Linked DNA regions of Homo sapiens: region 2 is linked to region 1. The links are chromatin contacts, found by Hi-C or POLR2A ChIA-PET in ENCODE. All regions are on one chromosome and are shown on one strand. Each heading gives the region's core, a stretch centred on a gene start or an enhancer-like site at or near the end of the contact. The rest is flanking DNA. Distances are from core to core; before and after follow the strand shown.

What was found. Hi-C counts contacts between places; a loop is a spot of excess contacts on that map. ChIA-PET counts read pairs that join two places held with the same protein, here RNA polymerase II (POLR2A).
Region 2: a loop to region 1 is called in a map of PC-3, with 2.5 times the contacts of the local background. The contact joins two enhancer-like sites. A Hi-C loop is called at or near these places in 1 of 168 maps with a recorded cell type or tissue (PC-3). POLR2A ChIA-PET finds 5 or more read pairs at or near these places in 2 of 52 experiments (activated T-cell and activated naive CD4-positive, alpha-beta T cell).

Annotation. Positions count from the first base shown.
Region 1 is chr5:109,863,388-109,869,061 of GRCh38, reverse strand. MAN2A1 (mannosidase alpha class 2A member 1) reads right to left here. Exons shown (of 22, transcript NM_002372.4): 21 at 3,916-4,026; 22 at 1-2,216. The coding sequence ends at 2,064. Among named protein-coding and RNA genes, the nearest start is that of LINC01848, 17 kb to the left of the region's middle. Within about 2 kb of position 3,226, at least 7 of the 41 ENCODE cell types and tissues checked have a DNase peak (open chromatin) inside an H3K27ac peak, as active enhancers do; they include PC-3, where a contact is called at or near this core.
Region 2 is chr5:109,998,909-110,004,374 of GRCh38, reverse strand. No RefSeq gene overlaps it. Among named protein-coding and RNA genes, the nearest start is that of LINC01848, 120 kb to the right of the region's middle. Within about 2 kb of position 4,059, at least 9 of the 41 ENCODE cell types and tissues checked have a DNase peak (open chromatin) inside an H3K27ac peak, as active enhancers do; they include PC-3, where a contact is called at or near this core.

The DNA.
Region 1 (5,674 bases), core at 1,977-4,476:
CTTTACCTGTGAACTGCTGGTAGCAACACAAGCTGAATAAAACCCCAGACTGACATGGGACAGATCCATCGCAAACAACCAGAAGTGGCAAAACCACTGTTATTGCATCAAGATTTTTTTTTTATTTCATCTGATCACAATTTCGAGAATGATTAAGCACACCCACTTAACCACAGACAAACTGAACTCCCACAGGAAGGTTATACATTTAAGATGCAATGAAAATACTGATCTCATTCCTGGGATTTGCTTCTGGCAACCCTAACATCTGTAGATGTCCACAAAAAGGAAGTCCTTTTTCTTTTTTTAGTTTTTTCCCAAAATATGTGGAAGAAAACTTACGGTACATGTTTATTGCATGAAATTACCCCTTGTAATATCTTTATCAACACTGGTATTGTTTCCTTAATTATTAAAGGTGAAGGAGTTTATGAATTTAACATAACAATAATCTTAGGAGCTGCATCTTGAGTGAAAATCCAGATGATAATCAAACTAAATGGTGAAAGAGAAATTGGGTTTTTATTTCTCTATAAAGATGTTGGAATGACAAGAGGTAAATGGAGGTTGAAAGCCACAGAATATGAAATCAATTATCTCAAAGAGAATTTTCAAAACTGTACATACTCAAAGACTCCTTTCTATGCTAAAATTGCATAGTCTAAATGTCGCTATTATTTTAATGTTAAGGAAACAATAATCCCAAATAAATTTTATTAAAAGCACTGTAATGGCACACGGGCTCAGAACTTCACTTTAAGGTTAGCACATACAAAAGTTGAGAACTGAATGAACAAACATATTCCTTAGTAAGATAAACCATGATGAGCTACATAAAAGTGGGTTTCAAAACAAGATCAATTTTAAAGCATTCTCTCTTTAATATAGTTAACTACTGTGAAATGGAAACAGTAGCTGGATTTTGCATTTTACAAAATCCTTGCTTCAAGTTGCAGTTTCCTTGGCAGCAGCACATTTTAATTAACAATATTTTCCTTCCTTGTTTTGTTTTCTGACATCTCAGTACATTCAAATAGTCAAAATGTTTAGAGTAACATCACCACAAATTTAATGAAACAGATCAGAATGTGGCCAGCATTGTCAGGCAAAAATTACACAATTTATGTGTCATAGAAAGTACCCACCCTCTCCCAGACCCCACAACATTCCCCCTTCCCCAAACAGTAATATGGACACTGATTTAACAAGACTTATAAAAAAATAAGGCACATTTATTTTGATATGGTAATTTTAAAATAGAAACCCCTTCTCAGAACACCTGTATTCAAATGAGCTGTGTAAAAAGACACCTTGTGGTACCTAAAATAGGTTTATGGTACCTATGGAATTGCTTCTATTTTAGTGAAGATGGAATAAATTGCACCCATCCCACATTGTCAAGTAATGAAAATATGCCTCTTTTTCTACTGTTGAATGATTCAAAATCAGGTATTTCTGGAAATACTTAGAAAGGGTAGGAAGGGAAGGAGAAGGTCAAGAGGTACATCAGAAAAAGGTATAAAAATCATCTACGTTAATCATAAGGGTGGATGGATTGCACTTTTCCACTTATTTCAACACATAATTTTTCTAACTAGTATGAATGATTGCAACCATTTTGGCCATTAGCTTTTACCCACAAACATTTTATTCCATTTCAGCCAAATAGGTGTTTTTGTAAAACTGATGATCAACACACAGATACTTTTAAGAATCTCTTCGCAACCCCCAACACAGACATAATTAGTTAGCATTTAACCTGAGATACAATCTGTTGAGAGGCTGTCTTTAAATATTTCTTCATTTGTTGCATCAATTCATACTGATGGTGGTAGTTCATGGGAGAAAGTTTAAAAAAAAAGAATCTTGATTGATAGCATGGCTTTTTTTTTTTTTTTTTTTTTCTTACTGTACTGGTAAAAGAAAAAAGAAAAAACCCACAGAATCACAGAATTCATGTTCTCACAGTAGCCAGAAGCTAAAATAATGTGCTTCTTTATTGCACGTCAAACCAAGAAAGGTATAAAAGCCAATGATTCTCAATCCAAATGTGAAAGTCAGGTTCACCTCAACTGGATTCGGAATGTGCTGATTTCCATTGGACTCAAGTTGATCTCACTTATATTCTGAGTGCCGGGAGGTGAATGCATCAAGGATAGTGATGAAGGTGTGAGACTTTCGACAATAAACTTGTTTAAAAGTTTCTGTACCAATATCTGAAAAGTAAATGATAAAATTTACATATTTAGATCAACTTTGAAGATTAGCAGCACAACTACATATTCTGTGAAAATTAGTATGAGAAGGAATAAAACAGTATGTTGAAGTTCTCTTTTGAGGAAAAAAGGGTGGATTAAATATACATATATGTTATTAAATATACATATATAAGTTCTCTTTTACAGAAAAAAGGGTGAATTAAATATACATATATACATGCTTGAACATACAGACTACGCTTGGAAGGGAACAGGAAACCAGTAATGGTCATGAGCAACATATTCTGCATTCCTTTTTGTATTGCTTGAGAATTTTATCATGCACAGGGGCTTTTTCAATAAAAGAAAGGACCTCCAATGGCCAAGAAGCTTTAAAAACATCCTCATTCTCTTTTAGTCAATACTTACCCCTAACAATGGTAGTCCTCAACCACTTTTTCCTGTTCCAACAGAGTTAAGAGAGAGCACACAGGCTCACTACAAGGAGGGATCATTATGTCATTGAGTCCCAGTCTATAGAGGTGGACAGGTCATTTGGAAAGTATTTCCCTCACCGCTGCCATGTTATCTGTCTCTCTGGATCGTATAACCCCCTTATGACTCAAGGCCTTAATGTCAGAATGCTCAGAACCAAGTAAACTTAGATCATCAACAATACAATAGAGTGCAAATACAGTATAATAAAAAAGTAATAAAAATATCAGTGCTTTCTTGGCACCAGCTCCAAGCAGGGTAGGGTAAAAGAAATGTAGAAGCTAATCTATCTAAGTAGGTTCAGGGCTCCTACCACATTTTTCTTATCTTTTTGGACCCCACACACATGCTAATTTGTAGGGTTGGAACTGAATCACTTGAGTCTGGTCTACAGCATTATTTATGAGGTTTTGGAGGAAAGCTGGGTCAGCTGAGCTGCCTGGTGAGGCAGACCTGCCTGTGTACCTAAATCAGCCCAGCTGCCTTCTCTGAGTCATGGCCCTTTCAGTGACAGAGGCAGGAGATTGGAGGTTTGTTTCCTTTCAAGGACAGGCTTGATGGAACTGCCAGAAAGACCAACTTGAAGAGAAATAAACAATAGGCAGCCAGCAAGCTGTGTTCAGACTGAGGATCTGTTTGGCCTGCACGGTGTGTTGACTCATATGCAAATCTGCATTAATCAGAAGACCAAGACCTACATTTATTTCCCAAGGGAAAACAACTGATTGGCGCTACGTACAGCTGCCTCCTGGGCTGTGGGTGGATTATCCCACTAGCCTACAGTCTCAATTTTCCCAGTTGCTTCTTTATGGCTACCTCTATAAGCTTCAGTTATTATAAACTTGCCTTGGCCTCTGTAGGACTTAGGTTTACCAATGCTGAACTAGATGATATGTGAGCATGTGTGGTTCAGGGGAGGAGAAAACTGGGGGACTGGGAGCAAGGCACTTTGTAGGCTGGAAATAGAAGGCCTAGGAAATAACAAGAGCATTGCCTTCAAATGTGCATAAATTCCAGCTATGCCTTTTGATGTCAACAAGGAAAGGAGGCTGAAGTTTTGAGAAAGTGCATTTTTCAGATGGGGAGATTCAAACTAATTTGCAGACTGATGAAACTGAGACAGTAAAGAAGCAATGAAACATGATCTTATTGTCAAGATCCTTTGCAGAAAGAGGATTTCAAAGCACACTAACAGTAAGCAAAAATAACCTTTTCAACTTACCTTTCCCTGAGTAGTAGAACAAAACAGCCCTGTGCCTTTGCTAGAGAACCGACAATCAAACCCTTTTCTGTGGAGGATCAAGGCTGCCTCATTGGAGTGCCCATTGCCCACCTGCAAATGAGCAGAATGCAGTCACACCGCGCAGACAATAAAGCAAATATTTATGGTACTTCACACACCACTCTCTCGATGTCAGCATCCAAAAGCACATTTATTTAGCAAGAAAGTTAGGCAAATTCATTTCTCCTCAGGTCCATGCTCACTGCCCATTCACCTGCTACCATTCTCTCCTACTTGTACTGAGCCAGGTAAGATTATGTTCTAAGGTTCCTTGTTAGGTAACCTCATGCCTTGGTTTCCCCTATAATCCCCGAGGACTTAGGTTTCCTTATGTCCATACATTATATATTGTTTTATTAAAGTTTATTCAAATAAAGCATTATGTTTTCGTCTTATTTTTCAAACACACACATCAGTTGAATAAACTGCACCTGAACTTAGTCCTTATCTGGTCATTGAATGACATACCATCTAACTTAAAAGTCACACATGCTTCTTTATTGAACATTAATTTTTGCTAACTGCATTCTTAATCTTTGATGTACTGATTCATTATTTTTATATCAGAGCTATTTAAATTTAGTTATGCTTTCACTTGGTAGGCCAGCTCACATTTACCAGCTTGATGTATCATTTAAATTGATACTGCAGAAGCTATTGTTGATAGGCAGGCAAAAATAAAAATACTAAACATGACAAGTCAGCTAAGAGGGTCAGTATACCTTTTCTTGCAATAAAATTTCTCATATCCATTTAAGTATCAATGTCATGAATGGTTTAGGCCTCTGAATATTTTAAAATACAATTATCTTAATAAATTTTGTTTCCTAAAGTTGGAAGGTGTTTATGATAAATGAATTAAAAATCCCTGGAAAAATTAAGAAACATACAGTTTTTGAAAAGAGTCATGTGCTGCTCAGCACTGACATTGTGATAAAACTGATTCTTTCCTCTGTTCTCTGGCCACAGACAGGAATATGCCCAAACGCCTGATCATCCTCACTAGGGGATAAGATTTTTTAATGTACTAAAGAGACATCTTTCCTGAATAGCTGCCAGAATCTCCACCACTGATTTGATTTTAATGTGCCTGAACAGTTTAAAGCTGTCCTCACCTCAGAGTCTTGGCTGGAATAACCTATGTTATGATGTTTCACACTGATATTTTGTAGGGGTACTGCTAAGATTTTGTTTGAAGGAAGAGAAGAGTCATTTAAGGAATTCTGAGTCATCACAAGACCACATGATACACACAGCAATTTTAAATCATATGATAAAAATTTCTAATTCATTTCAATACATTTAAAACACCCTGCCCATGTACTATAAAAATAACACATAGGAAAACCCTTCATTTATGGTATCATTAGATCTCCAAAAGAATAAGAAACAGGACTCTATCATGTGCCAACTGTGAAACCTTAGGATAGTAATTTCTTCTTCCTAAATATCTATTTTCTTGCCTGTAAAATGGAGGTAATGCTTGTATTATTTCCTTCATGGAGTCACTGTGTGGATTAACCTGTTGAAAATACTATGTAAGTAGCTTCACACTGCCTTGTAGGGCAGAATGCGCTAGTGCACGAGCTGTGTAGTAAGAGTGGTTCAGAGCCTGAGTGGGGAGTCAGACAGCTGGAGATCTGGATCCTTGCTCTGCAATTTACTAGCTGTGGGTTTCAGCAAAACCAGGTTTTCCTTT
Region 2 (5,466 bases), core at 2,810-5,309, 130 kb before region 1:
AAATATTTTACTTTAATTTATATTTGAAATCTACCTTTATTACAGACTTAAGGCTACAAATTAAAATATGCTGGACTCCAAGAATGCCACTTAGTCACAATCTAAACAAAAACATTAATATGCCACTCTAAAAGTTTCTATCAAGAGAAACTAGACTAGCATAAGAGTATCAGAATTCTTTCTACATTCTTGGAAGTTCCTAAGTGTTGCTCCAAGACTATACAGCTGACCCATGAACACTGTGGGGGCTAAGTGTGCCTACTCCCCACATATTCAAAAATCTGAGTAAAAATTTTGACTCCCCAAAAACTTAACTACTAATAGCCTGCTGTTGACGAGAAGCATTACCAAGAACATACAGTTGATTAGCATGTATTTTTTATGTTATATGTATTATATACTGTGTTATTACAACTATGTAAGCTACAGAAAGAAAATGTTATTAAGAAAATCATAAGAAACAGAAAATATATTTACTATTCATTAAGTGAAAGTGGATCATCGTAAAGGTCTTTACATCTGTTTACATTTCTCTCAATTGTAAATAATGCCTGTATAGTCTTTGTTTGTGTACCTAAGTTTTAATAAATTTTAAAATTTTATCATATATTCCTGTATATTTTATAGCACTAAATGATAAAACAGACTAGTATCTACATATATTTGATGGATTCATGGCATATTAAACCTTTCCTTCATTTTTTTCAATATTTCTAGGCTGCAGTTCATCTGTGAATTTTTTCAGATTATTGCAAATCTCCAAAACATGTTCTAATACATTTATTGAGAAAAATCTGCATGTAGGAGGACTCTCACAGTTCAAACTCGTGTTGCTCAAGGATCAACTGCATTTGTATTTTGTTTTCTACATGCAAAGGGTGTTCACAAAGTTATTAGGGATAGGGAAAAGGACTAGCCCACTTGGATCTCCTGATGCACAGGAGAATCTGTGCATTCTGTGAGGAGTAACTTTTCTGGATATGCCAAATTAAAACTCACTTCACTAAGGGCATATGAGGAAAGTTGGTAGGCATTCCCAGTTTTAAAAGACAATTCTTTCTTACAGACAATAACAAAAGATCATTAGAGAGTTGTCTAGGATAGAGATAAGCAAATGTTCTTGCTCGGTTAGACCCAGTGTGACGGTTAATTTTATGTGTCAACTTGCCTGGGCCGTGGTGCCCAGATATTTGTTCAAACATTATTCTGCATGTTTCTGTGAAGGTATGTTTGGATGAGATTAACCCTTAAATTGGTGGACTTTGAGTAAAGCAGACTACCCTCTATAATGTGGGTATACTTCATCAATCAGTTGAAGGCCTGAATAGAACAAAAAGGATGACCTCTCTGGAGCAACAGGGAGTTCTGCGGCAGACAGCCTATGGACTAGAACTACATCATCAGTTCTTCCTAAGTGTGCTGCCTGCTGGCTCACCCTGCAGATTTTGGACTTGACAGCCTCCATAATTATGCAAGCCAATTCCTTAAAATAAATCTCTCTCTATAAACATCCTATCAGTTCTGTTTCTCTGGAGAACCCTGACTAACATACCCAGGTTCCAATCCCAACTTGGCCATATTCTTGTTGTCTGGTGTTGGGTGAGTTACTTAAGTCAGCTGAGCCAAGATCCCCTCATTTGTGAACTGGGGAAAGTAATGTGCCTGTGTCCAAGGGGTGCTGTGAAGATTAAAAGTGATTGTGCACCTGTAGTATTTAGTATAGTTTATAACAGGAGTTGGCACACTTTTTCTGCAAATGGACAGATAGTAAATATATGAAATGTTGCAAGCCAAGATGCAATGTCCTCAACTCTTGAACAACTGTTCTCATGCAAATATTTTTTTTTTTTTTACATTTAAAAATGCAGAAGCCATTCTGAGTCCCTGGGTCATACAAAAATAGACAGCAAGTTGGGTTTGACTCACTGACCATAGTTTGCCAACCCCTCGTTTACAATATGTATTAAACATGTATTGAATACTGACTTCTTGCTACCCTGAAACGTCAAAACTATGAAATAAATAGCATTTGTCTCCTGGGCCCAGAATGCCCTTTCTATAGTCCTTTGCCCTCTTAATGACACCTTTTCTCTGTTTCTTTTGAAGGGGCCTAATAACCATGTATTCTCCTTCTTCACATTCTTTTTGAGATCTGAGAAGAAGCAGAAGTTTTTTAGGATTCCTCTGTTACTTTTTTTTCCTAGGGAAATGTTGTCATATTTTGTCCAAATTCAGTAAAGTGGTGACAGAAGAGTCACATGGTATGCCCTCTGTTCACTCTGGAATAAGCAGAGACACTCATCCTCTATTTGGTGGAAACTTTTCAATGACTGATTTCTATTCCTGACAAAAGACAGTTACCACAGGCACCCTACCTGGGACCCCAGGTTAGATAAAACATAGGAAAAGTTTTGATGAAAAAAGCTTACCCACTCCCCACTCTCATCCCCTGGAGCATTTGCAGAGTTTCACTAAGTCTCTCTAGTATCAGTTTCAGAAGTAAATGTTGAATCACCCATCAACATTTCAGCTATACAATATCTAATATTTGGACACAGACTGAAACCTAAAAGAAGTCCCATCCCCTCCCACCCACCGTGTTCTTCCCATTGACATTTCTTCTTTTTTTCCCCATTGATGTTTCATTTCTCCTCAGAGTACACAGCCTTTTTCAAATTTTTTATTGTGAAAAACTTTAAAGATACAAAATGTTCAAAGAATGGTAAAACAAATACAAATATAGCAGCCATCTAGATTCAGCAAAACTGCTAACATGTGGCCCTATTTTCTTTATCTATTCAGAACACAGTCTCAGCGAAGGGCAGTCTGAAGCATCCTAGAGTACGCCATTGTGAAAGCAGAAAAGGACTCACAATTGGACCAGATTATGTAAAAAACGTTGTCTAGGTAAAGTCAAGTCATCTGCACAGAGACAGAGTTCTCAGTCTTCAGATCCACAGATGCACACACAGGATTGAACCTGATCACATCAATGTTTCCGGACACAAAAGAAGTTACACAGTTATCAAAGTAATCTTGTGAACTATATACTTTGAAAAAATGGTGGGATAAAAAAATTTACATTATCCCGTATAGTCAAGAGGAATCTTATAATGAATAAGAAGTAGTTCTTCTTTGTCAGTTAATGGGGGAATATTTGAACTGGAGCTCAGGGCCGTGAGGAAGTGAATTTTTCTTAGCATAAGTCAAGGGAATAGGGTTGCAAAGATTAAACATATGTTAATGGGAGAAATATGAATCACTCAACAAACCTTAGACAAAGTTTTGGGATAAGTTCAGTTGTGGAGACAAGAACTGAGTAAGTGTTTGCTCTTGATACGTTATGGGGAAAATCAGCTGCAATCGAAAGTAGAAGTTCATACTATTTCACACACAAACACACCACCACCGTCATTATCACCCCTTGATTCCTGGCACTCCAGCTCACACTTCCTCCTCCCCAGGAGGCCAGCTTACATAGACACAAAGACACACATTACTCACTGCTACATAGCAGGATTTAGGAAGCAATTCTGTTCCTTATTTTGTATAGCTGCTGAGTAATAACCTTTGAATATCTCCTGTGGTCCGGGAGACAAAGAGTGAGATGCTACCGAAGCATCTACTTCTCTCATAGGGCCAACCTGAACATACTGATGCAACTAGAGAGATGATAGGGTGAATACTCAAGACTTTCTCTGTTCCAGAGTGTAGCTAGAGACACTCCTGTTCAATAAGGATTTTACTACATGGGCTACAACTTACCTTTCAACAAACAATTTATAGAATTGATTTCTCTCTCTCTCTTTCACACACACACACACACACACACACACACACACACACACACACACACACATTAAGTCCATCACTAACTTTCCTTTTTGCTGATTCTCCTTGTAGCAGTTATTCAAAACTTCAGACACTTCATAGCAGCATCCCAAGAAACAGGATCAGTTCAGGAAAGTTGAACCCCTGTCCCAATTTGGCAGATCATCCTGATTCACATTTTTTAATTCCCTCACTTACTGAGCCAGTCAGCCAGTGTTTATTCAGCACCCAGTATGTGCTAGGCGCTCTGCCAGATGCCACAGTTATAAAGAACAAGCTGCTGCCCAAGGATTATGCAATCTCTTGAACAGTTTGACAGAAAACAGAAAATAACCTGTCAACTTAGTTACCCCTGAGGAAGACCAAGCTACACAACTCAATTCAATGAATCAGAAAGAGATGGTAATTATACAGAAGTTTTTTTTCAAAGGCAACTATCATTTATTTTGTGCTAACTTGATGTCAGGAATCATAGACACAATTCTGGTTTACCTTTTATAGATGTGTCTTAGTAGGTGTCTTTATAGTAGGTGTCTTTAGGCTTATTCAAAAACCACTTTGTGTTTGCCTCTGTTTTTATTTATTTTATCCCACCTTAACACATGTGATTTTGGGGCATTTCATGTTTCATTTTAGTCTGCTTGAAACCAGTTATAGAATAGGCAGGGTATAAATAAATAAATCCAGGCACTGCCAAACTTATACAAATGTTCAATTCCCAGAAGGCCTTACACAACTTGAATTTTTCATAAACCAAAAAAAGAGCTTTCCTACTTCTTTAATATTTTAACATTCTATTCTAAATAGGCCTTCTTAGGCTAAGGAAATGTCCTTGCATTTTGACTACACTTGATCCTTTCCCTGTCACTATTAAAATGGGAATATAGAGGGTAAGTAATAACCCAGGTAACGTTGTGGTAACACAAGCAAATTCAAGGAGAATCAGCACTGAAGCTGAAACTGCAGGAGACTTGAAGCAAAGGCCAAACAAGCTTCTGCCAACTTTGTGCACCCACTTTAAGATATTCTTCATCCTTGTGTTTCCAATCATACACCAAAATTTTCGTCATCTCTAAAATGCCATTATGTGCTTTACAATAGCACAGGGAGGTGGTGGCATAAGAAACTCTCAGATTCCTGCCATAGGTGACCTCATTTTATGTATCCATGACTTGCACTCACCCAGAGATTACTCTAAATTCCTTTAGTAGACACTGCAAAGAGCTCCTGGGGCAAGGACTGTGTCTTATACACAGTGCAGCCTTCCAAAACCTAGCATAGCATCTGGCCTACGGTCAATACTTGATCAATGCTCAGGATTAAGAAACTATGCAGGATACAGGTGACAGTTCATTCAATCGGAAGTCTCCTCATATTGTTGATAGACCCTCTGCTGTTTCTGGGTTTTCCCGGAGCTGTTATTTTGATCCTTAATGACTACAACCAATTCAGGGAAATATGAGGGCATAAGAAATTTGTGTTCAACATTCAATAGTAGGTAAATAGGTTTTATTCCTCAGAAATATTTTACTGAAAATGTTTGCCTGAAAGTATATTTTCTTAGACTGGAAAGATTCTAACTTCTCTGAGCAAGTTCCAGAAATGCTGCAAAGATGATGAAGTTATCATAAATTA